Regions from separate parts of the Mus musculus genome. Here region 1 is linked to region 2. The links are chromatin contacts, found by Hi-C or POLR2A ChIA-PET in ENCODE. All regions are on one chromosome and are shown on one strand. Each heading gives the region's core, a stretch centred on a gene start or an enhancer-like site at or near the end of the contact. The rest is flanking DNA. Distances are from core to core; before and after follow the strand shown. Region 1 overlaps Maml3 (mastermind like transcriptional coactivator 3). Region 2 overlaps Maml3 (mastermind like transcriptional coactivator 3).

Region 1 (7,207 bases), core at 1,253-3,752, 39 kb before region 2:
GTTGACCTCAGGTGTCTTCATCCATCAATCTCCACCTTATTGACTGAGGCAGAGATGGATGCTGAACCCAGAGCTTGCTGGCTGAGCTGGTTTAGCAAGTTCGCTTACCCCAGGGATTGCTTGTTTCCTCTTGTGGGGCTCTGTCATTACAGGCTGTCACACCCCATGGCTTTTTGGTGGGTGCTAGGGGTCCCAGGTTTGTGTGGAAAGTGCTTTATCCATCAAGCCATGTCTCCAGTCCCTCTTTCTGTACTTTATCGTCTTGGGGTTTCAAGATGGACCCTCACTCTGTATTCCGGGCTGGCCTTAAACACAGGGCAATCCCCCTGCTTTGGCCGTCCAAATGCTGTGATTACAGGCATGTGCCACTATTTCTGTTTGTGTATGTTGCTTTTTAATGCTTTTACTTTTTATTATTAACACATAGTAGCTGCACATACATACAGGATACAGTGTGACATTTCAACACATGCATATAATATATAATGATCCATTCAGGGTGACTGTCATATTTGTCACTTCAGACAAAGGTCACCTCCTTCTCTGGGGAAGAGCCAGAGTCCTTTGTGTCAGCCATTTTGAAATTTTATGGAACGGCTGTCAGTTGCTGTTGTACCACAGTGCTAAAGAATGTTTAAAGTTACTTCCTCCTGAAGGGCCCTCCTCGAGCCATGAGCATCCTCTCCCATCCCTCCTGCTCCTGATCCCGGGCTCAAGTAACCATTATCCTACTCTCTGTTTCTGTGAGAGCAACCCTTTAGCTTCCGGGTATGTGTGAACACGATGCTGTTCTATTCCGGACTTATTTCCTCCATTCCAGCCTTGTTGCCATGAGTGGCAGAAGTGTACATTATACAACAAAGCAACCTTCCACTATTATGCGATAAGATAGTGTTGCACAATGTTGTGCAGTAAGATAGTGAGACAGCTAGGAGATTGGGATGGACTCTGAAGTTTGGGGACCAGTACTCAAGCCTCAAAAGTGGTGTCGGGATGGGCTAAGACAGAACGTGGTGACTAGGAAAAAGCGTGTCGTGACGTCCTAGGGCTTAGAGGGACACAGCTCATGGGCAGGGAAAAGTGAGGTGGGGTGAAGCTGGGAAATAGTCTGGGGTCACGTCATTTCCAGGATTCTACCCGCTGTGCTAACAGTGAAGAGAGGCCGCTGAAGACTGACAGGCAGGCTGTTCTAGTGCAGTTGTAGTTGCATTTTTGGAAACCTCCATCTGACCACACAGCTGGTGGAGGGGAGTGGGCACGGAGAGAATTATTTGGAAAGAACTTTAGCCCTATAATTTGAAGGCTGAGAGAACGGGGTGAGAAGAAAGAAAGACAGGAGTAAGTGAATGGAATTCAGTACAATAGACACCGCGCCCTGGAGGCCTACAGTAAGGGCCTTGCTGATATTGGAAAATGGACCTTGAAGGAGAGGGATGTATTGGTTGGAGCCTAGGTTCCTGACTTTTAAAATCAGAGTGACATTGATGCCCATAGGCCCTGAGAGAATAGACTGTCAGAGGAACGTCATGGCTGGGGTCTGCCCTAGAGGGATCCTGCAATATCATACACTTGCAAGGAACTAGAAAGAGGGAGACCCGCCCAGGAACTCTAAGGCTACAGAGGGACCACCTCAGCCCTTCCAAGGGTAGAGCGTTAGCGTCTGGGGCGACAAAGCAGTTGAGCGTCCCCCTGTCATTGTGGCTGCTTATAGCCCCGGTCTGGGAAAAGGTAAAGCTTAGGGGAACAGAAACTTGGCCTTTTCCTCATTTTCAGCTTTCCAAACCAAGCAGAGGCGGGCCATTTTCAACAGACACTACTGCCAATTAGAAGAGGCAAAAGACCAGCACAAAGTAGGCTCCCAAGATCTAGCCAGTTGAACTGAACCAAAACCATCCGCTTCCTGGGCCCCGAGAAGGTGCAACATGTCACAGGTCCTCAAGGAGAAAGGGGCTGGCAGGGAGGACCCCTGCATGAGAATTAAGACCTCTGTGACCCCCATCTGTTCCTCCTCTCCTCTCCCTCCTCTCCTGCTGCCATGGAGACCAGTCTGGAATGGCAGTAAGCCTTATGCCCCAGAGAAAACAATACAGTGTTTGAAGAGTGGAAGTTGGCCTCTAAGCACAAGCTCTGTCGCCCATCCCCCACAGCCCAGGATTCTTACAAAAGGCAGCTTTTTCCGCTAGAGGGTCAGAGCTCTGCTGTCCATCGATCTGCGTCCACTTTGTCCCTCGCTACTTCCGACTTGTTCATTTTTGAACTCACACCACACAGCCTGAGTGTCATGGGTCTGTTTAGTCGGAGAGGTGCTGATGTGACCGCGTCCCTTCTGCTCAGTGGCACAGAGCATCCCGCTCCTTTTTGTGTCTTTGAACCGCTGCTGTTGACTCACAGGCTGGAGCGGTTGGGCTGGGCTGAATTAGAAACAATGTAATCAACATCTCTATTTTTATCTCTGCTCTCTCCCCTCCCCACTGACTCACGGTTCTCTGTCTCAGAGCCCGGGATCTTAAAAGACTTGCATTAGATCCAGGGTGAATACGCACAGATGTGGTGTTTCTGCCATTCAAAGCCAGGAGTGGTTTTTCTTTTTCTTTTTTTTTTTTTCCTGATGCACTGGGCCCACACGTCAGTAGTGTTATTTATTGCCGTTCACTGCCATCTTCTTTGTGGCTGTGTTACAGCTCAAGCTGCCTTTCCCTCCTGAGGTCTAAGATAAATTTTGCAGACAAGGGAGGAACCCGGGTCTGATTTCTGAAATGAATCTTCAGAGAAAACTTCAGCACTGAACTAAAACTTTTAACTTTTCCCAGTTAATTCGGGAAGCCTGACCTGGAATCTACAGAAAGCAAAAACTAAATACAATATAGTAGTAGGTCCCCCCCCCCAAAAAAAAACCACCCCAACGATGAAGGATCTTTTTTTCCTGCCTAGACTTCTGCATGTTGATGTGTATTTTTAAATTTTTAATTCTATAGACATAGATATGCTAAGTGCTTGGAATTCTGAAGCCTTAGATTTGAGTCCCAACCTGATATTGCTTGCTATTTATAATCTTCAGCTGACAACTTAATTCCTATTTTTAAGATTTTTTTTGGTTTTATGATTATGTCTGCCTGAATGTATTTATATGCATCACATATGTGCAGGTGCCCACAGAAACCAGAAGAGGGCACTAGATTCCCCTGGAAGTAGATATACAATGATTGTGAGCCGCCCAGTGTGGGTGCTGGGAACCCAAACTGGGAATTCTCCAAAAGAAACACTCCTAACTGCTGAGCCATCTCTACAGTCCAAACATGTCATTTCTCCATGTCTTACTTTTCTGTTTTGTGAAATGGAGTTTGACCTCTCAAACATACGTTATATATCTTATAGAATTGTTCTGAGGATTAAAAAAAAATCTAACGAAAAAGCTTTAAAAATCTAGATTTCGTGAGGACTTTAAAACAAGGGCCAGCACATAACAATCTGTCCAAAAACAAATTAAAAAGTTGGCTATTTTCGTGCCTCAGGCCATATCTACCCGACTTAAGAAAAGTAATTCATCTTTAAAAGAATTTTCATGGGCCAGGGTGGTAGTTCAGTCAGTAAGGTGCTCAGGCATGGTGACCTATTTGGTCCTCACTATTCACATAAAAAGCCAGCCGGGGTGACCTGTGCTGGGAAAGAGGAGCTATCCTGGGACTCAATGATGAGCCAGCCTAGCCTACTTTATGAGCTCCAGGCCAGTGAGAGACCCAGTCTCAAGAAATCAGGTAGGCAGTGTGTGAAGAACATCCAAGGTTGCTTTCTGGCCTACACACACACACACACACACACACACACACACACACACACACACACTCTCCTTTAACAAGCACAGAACACCTCGGGATGTTGCCTTATCTATTCCAGAATTTATGAGCCATCCTTCTACAGAAACTAAGGGAACCCTGTGTTACAGAACGGACCTATTTTTCTTTCTAGCATAAGCGCAGCCTCTAACTCCCCAGTCTGCCTTTCCTAGAATTTTATTCTCATTTCATCAAAATTGGTTTTTGTGTTCTGTATCCAAGGGTACTTACACGTTCTTCTCCAGATAATTGTATTTTACATGCAGTGACTTTTTCTTGGCTTAGCTAATGTCACCTCATTAGACTAGACTCTAATGATGCTCTTTCTTTTCTACAGTGCAGCCATGACAGTAGCCTGGGAAACTCTCTGCAGAAGTTATCCTTTCTCTTCACCTGGGTCTCCCCATCACCTTGAGCCCTGCACACTTTACTAACTGAAGGGTTAGAATCCAAGGAGGGAGGTTCACAGAACCCCAATGCAAATAAAAGTCAGGCAGTCTCTGGAAAGCTCCCAGCCGCCCTGTGCGTCCCAGAAACTGCAGTAACCTAGTAGGTTAACACATCTTAGGAGTCACACCCTCTTTGCAGCTATCCCCGCTGTTCCAAAACTGCCTGAACCACAGAGCTTCATGCAATGTGCCATACCTGCACCACCGCCACAAACCAACACTCTGGGACTCTTGGGCACAGATTCAGAGAGATCAAGGTACCCGATCTCCCGTGTGGGAAAAGCTCACAGGAGGGCAGCGGAAGCTTGAGGCAATGAGATGCATCCTGTCACCGTCATCCCATGTAGGGGTTCAAGGCTAACTAACTACTTGGGTCTTTTGGTATTCAGCCTGTATCATTATCCAGGCACCACGTTTATATGAGAGGTTACTAAGTGAGTGTGATGAGAAGGGTTGGTCCTCACAACTCTCTCCTTTCTATCTTGTTTCTGCTTCCCAAAGCTTTCAAGTATTTCAGCTGTTTCTTCTGGGGTGAATCTGTTTCTAAAAGTATCCCCGTGGTTGATCCTTCGTTTCTCAAGCATGGAACGCAGGGAATTGTGCTCAGCTCTTCCACTTCTCCAGCAAGCTTCCTCTCCCCCTCCTTCGAAATTATAACTCCATGTATATTATACATTATATATGTATATATGTGTGTGTATATATATATGTATATGTATATATATATATATATATATATCACATGTCTAGGTAAGGTTTGTATTAGTGTGCATATGAGTCTGTGCATTCAATAGCTAAATAAATATTTTTCGTAAATGAGACAAATAGTGGACTTTGCCAACATTTCTACTGGGTACAATTTAGGACTTTTGTATCATTGCTGGTTGTTTTCTGTGTTGTTCACTCTTTGCCTCCTGTTCCCAGCCGTAAGCCATCCACAGAACCTTCACCTTTTGCCATTCATTTGCAGACATGCGATACAGGATGAGTTTCTTTGTCTTCAAGGACACTCCTGTGCCCTTCAGCTTCCGTCTGCAGAGGTGCTAAGATGGCTGGGAGCCGGTGGCAGAGCCCTTTGCTGCATTGCTCCTGTGTGGGATCCCTTGCTTGCAGATTCCCCGTCTCTTCTAGCTCCGTTTAGAAACCCATTTCAGGGAAGTGCCTTTTCTGATCACTGCCTGACTGCTATAACTTAGAAAACGTGTTCACTGGAAGGAGCTGACAGCAAATTACACTTCAAGGACTTTATTAGGAGAGAGTATGTCACTGCCGTGCGCAACCATGGTTGGACCTTGAGTGGGAGGGGCTTAGAAAAGATGGAACATTGTACTGCAGACAGTGCAATGAGGTCTTGAAGGGAGAGGGAGACATAGAATCATGGCTATGAGCAGCCATGTGGCCTACTAGACGATATTAGGAGCCTCTAGATCCTTTGTTCCCTTCAGATTCCTATGACAAATGGCATTTCTCTGTCTTGGAAGGTTTCAGGGCACCAGGGTAAGTCCCACACCATGTGACCTTGCCTGACCTAACCTATGTACCAGGAGCCATGAAAGCAGGCAGTAAGTAGGACCATGAGCATATCTCACATCTGTAAGGACGATGGGCAGCCTGCAAGGCCACATCTGTCCCAGAGAGAGAGGCAGGGAGCAGGGCCTGAGGGAAATGGGCAGCTACAGGTCTTTGATCTAACGCTGAGGAGAGAGGAGAGATGGTTTTTTGAGCACTTGCACGTGGGGAGGTCGATTCATACTTAGTCTAACTGAATGTAGGACACCAAGCTGCAAATGCCTTTAAAAAGGAAGTCTGAACCTCTCCATGCTTCACAGGAACGGAGGTGAACCGCCTCTGTTCCTGTCAGAAAGCTGACTCTGCCCCATTCAGACCCCCTCAGGAAGCTTCCAGAAGCTTCCCATTCAGACCCCCTCAGGAAGCTTCCAGAGGCTTTCAGAAGCTTCCCATTCAGGCCCCCTCAGGAAGCTTCCAGAGGCTTTCAGAATATCTGTTTTATTCCTTGGCGTTTTGGAATTCCATGGTGATGTGCCCCACTGTAATAATTTTTGCATTCATTGTTCAGGGACTGGAAGTTCCTATCTTTTGGTCCTGGAGAGTTTTCTTGTAGGACTTCACGACATCTTCCAATGAGCCCTTGTGGCAGTGTGAAACTGCTGTTATTTAATGTTGCCCCTTCTAGGCTGACCACCTGTGTTGTGGTCCTTTCCGTCTATTTTGCGTCTCTTTGAATTCCATTCCACTTTCTAAAAGGGCTTTTGTAATGTTTAGAAAAGAAATATTTCTGCCATGGTATTTTAAATCAGTGAAACCTTTTTTTTCTTCTTCTTATTTTCAGTCTTCATTTATAGCTCACCCTTGCATCAAACTCAAAAGCCTCCTGCCTCAGTTTCCCAAGTCTTGGGATTATAACTGTGTAACACCATGCCTGTTTATTTTCATGTTTATTTATGTAATGCCCTGTTCTTGGGGCTGGATAGCTGGCTCAGTGGGTGACACACTTCCTGTACAAGCATGAGGACCTGTGTTCAGATTCCAAGTAGCCATGTAACAAGCTGGTGGTGGTGTGCACCTGTGATGCCAGCGCTGTGTGCACCTGTGATGCCAGCACTGTGTGCACCTGTGATGCCAGCGCTGTGTGCACCTGTGATGCCAGCACTGTGTGCACCTGTGATGCCAGCACTGTGTGCACCTGTGATGCCAGCGCTGTGTGCACCTGTGATGCCAGCGCTGTGTGCACCTGTGATGCCAGCACTGTGTGCACCTGTGATGCCAGCACTGTGTGCACCTGTGATGCCAGCGCTGTGTGCACCTGTGATGAGAGCACTGTGTGCACCTGTGATGCCAGCGCTGTGTGCACCTGTGATGAGAGCACTGTGTGCACCTGTGATGCCAGCACTGTGTGCACCTGTG
Region 2 (6,991 bases), core at 40-2,539:
CTGCCCTCTGGGGACATGTGGCAGGGTGGCTGCTCTCAGCCCTGGCCTCTGAGCTTGCGTTCTCAAGCCAAGCTCCTCAGCCCCTGAAGAACCATTCTTTCAAGGCAGCAGAGGAAGGCGGTGGAGAGCCTCCCACATCCGATGACAGAGGGGAGTGCTGTGTGCACAGCAAGCGTAGCCCACCACAGAGACTGAAGGAACTGGGGTCCTCTCAGGAGGCGAGGGCCGCAGATATAGGTCACAGGTCACAGATATAGGTCAATAGTGGAGGGTGGTTGTTGTTGTTGTTTTTCGAGACAGGATTTCTTTGTATAGCCCTGGCTGTCCTGGAACTCACTCTGTAGACCAGGCTGACCTAGAACTCAGAAATCCACCTGCCTCTGCCTCCCAAGTGCTGGGACTAAAGGCGTTCGCCACTATGCCCAGCAATAGTGAAGCTCTTGCCTAGAAAGTAAGGAGTCTTTCAAACACATGGGGGAAAAAAATGCCACCGTTAGGCACTATGTGGGACAGGAATGAAATCTTAAAACTACTGCAAGTGCATCAAGAAAGGACATGCACATATCACACACACAGCATCCTCACCATACCACAGCAAGCATACAACACACACATACACACACCACACCGAACGCATACACATCACACATACATGTATATATCACATTCACCATATATACACACACATACACAACACATATACCCCTTCCCCCAACACACACACAGGAAATGGACATGCTCACCCAGTAGCAACTGGAGATCTCACACACACACACACACCAGGTACAAGACATACCCATAGCTCGCCCCCCAAACACACACACAAACAGAGGAAATGGCAGTATTCACCCAATAGCAGCTGAAGGACATAGACACACAGACACACATACATGCACAGACACACATATTCATATCCCACCCTCACACACACAGAGGAAATGGCAGTGCTCACATAGTAGCAGCTAGGGGTCATAGGCACAACAGAGGGAGAGGGAGAGAAAGAGAGAGAGAGAGATGTTATTGGGTGTTTGCCCAATAGCAGCTAGAGGTCACAGAGAGGTCATGGAGACAAAGTCCCAGCAGACTGAGGTTAAGTCACACCAGGAAGAGATGAGGGGTGAGTGACCCAGGGCCCTACTTGGTTGTTCCTCAGCAGACACAGGACTCTCACTGTCCTTGGAGTGGAATTGGCTCAGCCCCTGAGCCTGTGACTTGCCAGGATTGCATGGAATGCCATTGGAGATGCGAGACAATTTTAGAAACAGGAAATTGGAAGTGTGCTGCTTAAAATACTTGGGGCTGTGTGTACAAGAGAAGAGAGGGTCTGTGCATGTCTCAGAAGAGCGCTTGTGTGGACGCACCCAGGCTGGCTTGCGGGCAGCCAGGGCAGCCGGGAGGCATCAGGCTGGCCTGGCCTTGTCAGCTCCTGTCTTCCACAGAGACTGGCTTGTTTGGCATAGCCATTTTCTTTGCTTCAGAGTCAAAGCTGTCTGCCCCTTTTCTTCTCTCCTCCTGCACTGGCGGCGGCGGGGGTGGGGTGGGGACGTTGTTATATGTGGATACTCGGAAAAATAAACATGCATTTTAATATCCATGCTCCCCCACAGTCAGCAAGCGATTTCTTCCACCCAGGTGGAAAAAGGATAGGGCCTCTCTGACATGCTGGTTAGTCTGAAAACAGGCCGCTAAATGCATAATGAACAGCCTCAGAGGAGTCAATCTGCATGTTAAAATGGTGTTCAGCAGCCCAGGCTGTCACACAACATAATTTGAAGATGAATGTGCATCCAATCAGACGGCCGTTCGCTGACTGCAGAGTCCTGGCTATTAGGATTACCTGTCTGCTGGGTGGCCCCCAAATCTGTAGTGAGATGAATGGGGGTCCCCCTCAACCCTACCCAGATTTGCTAGAGCCAGACTAAGGTCAACATACAGATAACCTAAAGAGGACCCCAGCATAAAGACATGCTAGAGTCGGGAGATGGGCAGTGATGACAGAGAGGTATTTAGCCTGGCATTCAGTAGTTTTGAGCAGGTCTGCAACAGCAGGTCCTGCTGGCCACAGGCGTGGCTGGAGCCAGGGCCCGCCCGTCACTGCAGTTACAGCCTTCGCATGAATGATGCGCAAACCTCACTTTTGTCTCTGAGCGTTTGACACCAATTAGGACCTGACTCCAGGGGCAGAACTTCACAAGTACATGAGGAACACTGGAAAAATGAGGCTACAGACCAGAAATGAGCCATCTGCCTGGTAAAAACTGTATCCTCGAGGTAGCATTTACATGGGGACACCGGGCAGCGTGTCACTCATTGTCCCTTCCCACAGCTCCACAGCACAAAGGGGATTTCGGAGCCATGTTGCCTTTAAGGCCCTGTACTTGGAAAGCCTGCATGAACCTTTTTTTTTTTTTTTTTTTTTTTTAATTCTAAATGCCTGCTGGAGCTGCAGCTAAATGCCAAGCCCTGGGGAAGGCTTCATATTCGCTGCAGGTTTCATGCCTTGCTCCCGTCTTGAGGTTCCCAAATACTGAAAATAGGCAGCCTAAAGCCAAATTTGGGGCGTAGGAAATAGCAGTAAATAACATTATAAGGTCCTTCCTTGGTGGCGTCAAATCCTCTTCCGAAAGAAGGAGGGGGGGACAAATGGAACCCAGGTGCCAAAAGCCACAGGCTCTGCAGCAGAGCAATCTGCCTGCAGAGAAGCTGGATACAGTTTCTCCATGGGTTCCAGGCACACTGACTCTTGCCAGCCCCCCTACAGCTGCTCCCTGGCCAGCTTGACCTTTCATTACAGGCCAGCCAAACAAGCTAGCAGGAAGGCCACCTACGTTTAGTGGGTGTATGTTGGTCTAAGAGCCCTGTTCATTTGGCAGAACCCTCTAAAGAAGCCTATCCAACAGACAATTAAGACCTAATGCATCTATTTCTTTGTCCTCATGAACTGAAGTTGTCATTATGTCTAGTTGGTTAAAAAGAAAAAAAAATTCGTGGGATTATTCCAGAAAATGTCTTTTGAAACTGAGTTGACTAATTGTGTTAGTCAGCTTCGCATTACTATGACAAAATACCTGATGCATTCAACTTATAAAGAGAAAAGGTTTGCTTTTCCTCACAGTTCTAGAGATTTCTGTCTAAGCCAAGATCTGGTAACTGACTAGCTGGCCTTCTTTCTGTTTAGCTTTCCTTTCTTCCCCTTCCTTCATTATTTCTGTCCCCCCTTTTTTCCTTCCTCATTCTATGCGGTCTTTGGACTCAAACCCAGGGCCTTGCACATGGGAGACAAACAGTCTGCCACTAGGCTATATCCTGAGCCTTGCATTCCCACTGTGGGTGGCTCCAGGAAGGACAGCATATCACCACAGTGAGTGCACAAGGCAGAATCAACTACATACTTAATGAGCCTGTTAAGTTCCCAAATCCCCAATAACCTCAGGGTCTCCCAGTATCCCTCAAGTACTAAAGTCTCCATCACCTTGTGGATCAATCCCCCAAAACACACAGACCATTAGAGGACATTCATCCAAATGACAGCCCTGTAGGTTTGAGGGTTAAAAACAGTGATCTGACCTTAATTCACCATTTTCTGTTTCCCTTCCACTTCTCAACGCATTTCCCCGGTGTTCTTGCTCTATGAGGAAGTTCTCCGTGGCCTCTTCCCTCTCATCCACCAGCCTGTTTCAGCTTTGTTGACTGTATTGATTACTTTTGTCATCAATATGACAAAATAACCTAACAGAAGCGGCCTAAAGGAGAAGAGGGTCATTGTGAATTGCAGTCCCAGGGTAGGGAAGACACAGCAGCTAGAAATGCGTGGCCTGTGGTGGCGGGAACTTGTGGCATGACTTGTTTCACATCTCGGAATATCAAGAATCAGAGAGGAGAAGAAGAAGCTGGGCCAAGCTGTAATCCCTAAGTCCATGGCTTCCTGGTAGCCTATGTCCATTGTCAGCTAGGCCTATGTCCCTCTGAAACAAGGACAATCACCGGAGGCTAAGGCTCAAATGCAAGAGCCTGTGGAGTATATTCCACATTCAACAGATAACATGTACCAAGCTGGCGATCATATTCTCAGCCCATTAAAAGAGACAGGGAGCCTCCTACACAGTAGAAAATGTCACCAAGTGATTTCTGTCCTACAGTATACTCTTCATTCTGGTCAGTCACCTTGTCTTGAAGGTGTCAAGAGATTTTGCCCAGTTTTCATCTAGAGGCAGTGTCACCGTGAATGGAATAGCTGGTGTCAAAACAAGTGCCCTGTGTCCCATGTTCCAGCCGGGAAGTAGGCTTAGTTTGTGGTCAGTGGCCTGAAAGTAAAGCCACACTTCAATGCACTGTGTGAAGCCGGAGTCTCGCTGCTTCGTCCCCCATTTGCCTACCTAGGAAATTAGGGCAATAATTAATCCTGCCTAATGCAGGAGAACAAATGGGGCCAGTGGAGAGAAAAAGAGCCATGATGGGTGTGCAGTGCAGATGATGTGCAGAAAATCGCTCTGGGACCATTGAAAGGAAGCGCCTGCCGTAAAACCAGTCCAGCCACAGCACCGGGATTTTGAGGCTCGCCAAAATTAAACTGTATGAAGTTTACCAAATGTAACAGTATGACCCTGCCTTTCAAAATGTACGGCTCCCCTGTTTTGTGTCTGTTGGTCAGCAGATAGACTCTCCTGCTCATGTGCTTCCGCTAAAAGATCAGCAACCAGGCTGTGCCTCTCGAAACTGCGATCCCAGCCCAAATAGGAAAAGGTGGTTACATTGTTACACGTCACAGAATGTTTCTGGGGTTGCCTCGGCAACTGCCCCTCATAATTTGTTTTTACTATTGAGGTGTAACATCTTGAGGGTCGTTAAGTAAATGAAGAATTTAAAAACTAGATTGGAGGTGCATATCTTTAATCCCTTTAGAAGATGAGGCAGCCTTCTTAGAAGTGGGAACAAAACACCCTTGGAAGGAGTTACAGAGACAAAGTTTGGAGCTGAGATGAAAGGATGGACCATGTAGAGACTGCCATATCCAGGGATCCATCCCATAATCAGCTTCCAAACGCTGACACCATTGCATACACTAGCAAGATTTTGCTGAAAGGACCCAGATATAGCTGTCTCTTGTGAGACTATCCTGGGGCCTAGCAAACACAGAAGTGGATGCTCACAGTCAGCTATTGGATGGATCACAGGGCCCCCAATGGAGGAACTAGAGAAAGCACCCAAGGAACTAAAGGGAACTGCAACCCTGTAGGTGGAACAACAATATGAACTAACCAGTACCCCAGAGCTCTTGATTCTAGCTGCATATGTATTAAAAGATGGCCTAGTCGGCCATCTTTTAATACATCACTTTTTTAATACATCACTGGAAAGAGAGACTTGCAAACTTTATATGCCCCAGTACAGGGGAACGCCAGGGCCAAAAAGTGGGAGTGGGTGGATAGGGGAGTGGGGGGTGGGTATGGGGGACTTTTGGGATAGCATTGGAAATGTAAATGAGGAAAATACCTAATAAAAATTTTTTAAAAAAAGAAGATGAGGCAGGAGGATCACAAGTTGACACTAGGCTGGGCTACATAGCAAGACCTTGTCCCAAAAGTGAAAAAAAGAAAAAACAAAAAAAACAAAAAAAAAAAAACAGGAATTCGTAGTACCTGTCACAAGCAGCATCCAGAGAGCGATGCACTTGGGACTCCAGCCAGTTCATTGGCTGGAATGACAGTTTGGAAGACTGAGCATCCTAAAAGGGTAAAGCAAAGACTTTGATGGCTATCCTGAGCAGGGGAAGGTTATCACAGCCTCTGTAGTTCTTGGTCCTCAAAACACCTGCGTAGTCACATACAGATGATAAAAAACAAGTTTGTTACAACTGCGCGTAGCAGTGGGAGGGGCTCATACAAGGTAAACACCCTCTGGTCTCTTGTTGCTGGGTTGAAGACACACATGGCTCAATGTTTCTAAAGGGAAATACAAGGTGGACACTTTGTCTCGGGTTTCAGGGTGTTTGCACCACAGCCCGGGTGGCAATATTTGTGTTTCCCTGCGGTCTAGGAAGATACCGGATGCTAGAGACTGGCCACATTCTAGCAGAGTCAGTTAGCACTTTTACCACAAAGGTTATCGTGACCTCAGAATCAGGGGACAAAGAAGGGCTTCTTGGTACCAGTTTGGTTTTCTGAATTGCAGTTGTCTGTTAGAACATTCTGGGAAGTGAGGACTGATGTGTTGTCATATAGCCCAACACAGAAGTCATTAGCCGCATATAGCTAAGAACACTTGGAAAGTGGCTGCAGTAGCAGCTTTTTTTTTTTTTAAGACCAAAGAGAAAATTTCAATTATATGTATACATGGGGGTGGGTATGGGCATCCCATAGGTGTCTGGGGAGGCCAGAAGTGTTAGCTAGCTCCCCTGGAGCCAGAGCTGTAGGACATTTGGGGGTCACTAGGCATGGGTGCTGCGAACCAACTGCAGGTCCCCCAACCAAGCATTATATGTTTTTAGCCACTGAGACTTCTCTCCAGCCCTTGGGTTTTTAAGATTAAATGATTAACTTAGTGGACAGCGGGGCTCGGATTTTTGTTCCCTCTTGAGAAACAGGATAGGCAAAATGGCTGCACTTGAGGCGATGCAGAGACGCTAAGAATGTACAGAGCCCAGGAGCTGGCAGAAAGCAGCACTCACACAAACAGCAGATGACTTGTGCCCTCCAAGATAAGGAAGATGGATCTGTGACAGACAGGCTTCCTTTTCCTGTCACCTCCCCGCCTCCACACACTCTAACTGCTGCAAGTGGAGAACTGGGTCTACACAGTCAAGCCTGGTTACCGTCAAGCTCAATTTACCATGACTTTTATTTTCCAATAAGCAATCTGGCCAGCTGTGGCTAGAAATGAAATCACCAAAGTGCCAGCCCCCTCCTCCCCCCACTCTGGTTATTGATTTATAAAGAACCTCTTCCATGTTCCAGGCTGTCATCATCACCAACAGTCACATGTAATGCCAGCA

What was found. A loop is a pair of places that touch in the nucleus more often than their neighbours do. ChIA-PET counts read pairs that join two places held with the same protein, here RNA polymerase II (POLR2A).
Region 1: a map of heart shows a loop between it and region 2 (1.8-fold over the local background). The contact joins two enhancer-like sites. A Hi-C loop is called at or near these places in 2 of 37 maps with a recorded cell type or tissue (heart and v-Abl transformed pro-B cells). POLR2A ChIA-PET finds 5 or more read pairs at or near these places in 1 of 5 experiments (Patski).

What each region holds. Positions count from the first base shown.
Region 1 is chr3:51,784,111-51,791,317 of GRCm38, reverse strand. All of the region lies in intron 2 of Maml3 (mastermind like transcriptional coactivator 3), which reads left to right. Among named protein-coding and RNA genes, the nearest start is that of Gm46803, 80 kb to the right of the region's middle. RefSeq lists an enhancer at 1-3,466. Within about 2 kb of position 2,502, at least 1 of the 3 ENCODE cell types and tissues checked has a DNase peak (open chromatin) inside an H3K27ac peak, as active enhancers do; it is heart, where a contact is called at or near this core.
Region 2 is chr3:51,744,354-51,751,344 of GRCm38, reverse strand. All of the region lies in intron 2 of Maml3 (mastermind like transcriptional coactivator 3), which reads left to right. Among named protein-coding and RNA genes, the nearest start is that of Gm46803, 40 kb to the right of the region's middle. Within about 2 kb of position 1,289, at least 1 of the 3 ENCODE cell types and tissues checked has a DNase peak (open chromatin) inside an H3K27ac peak, as active enhancers do; it is heart, where a contact is called at or near this core.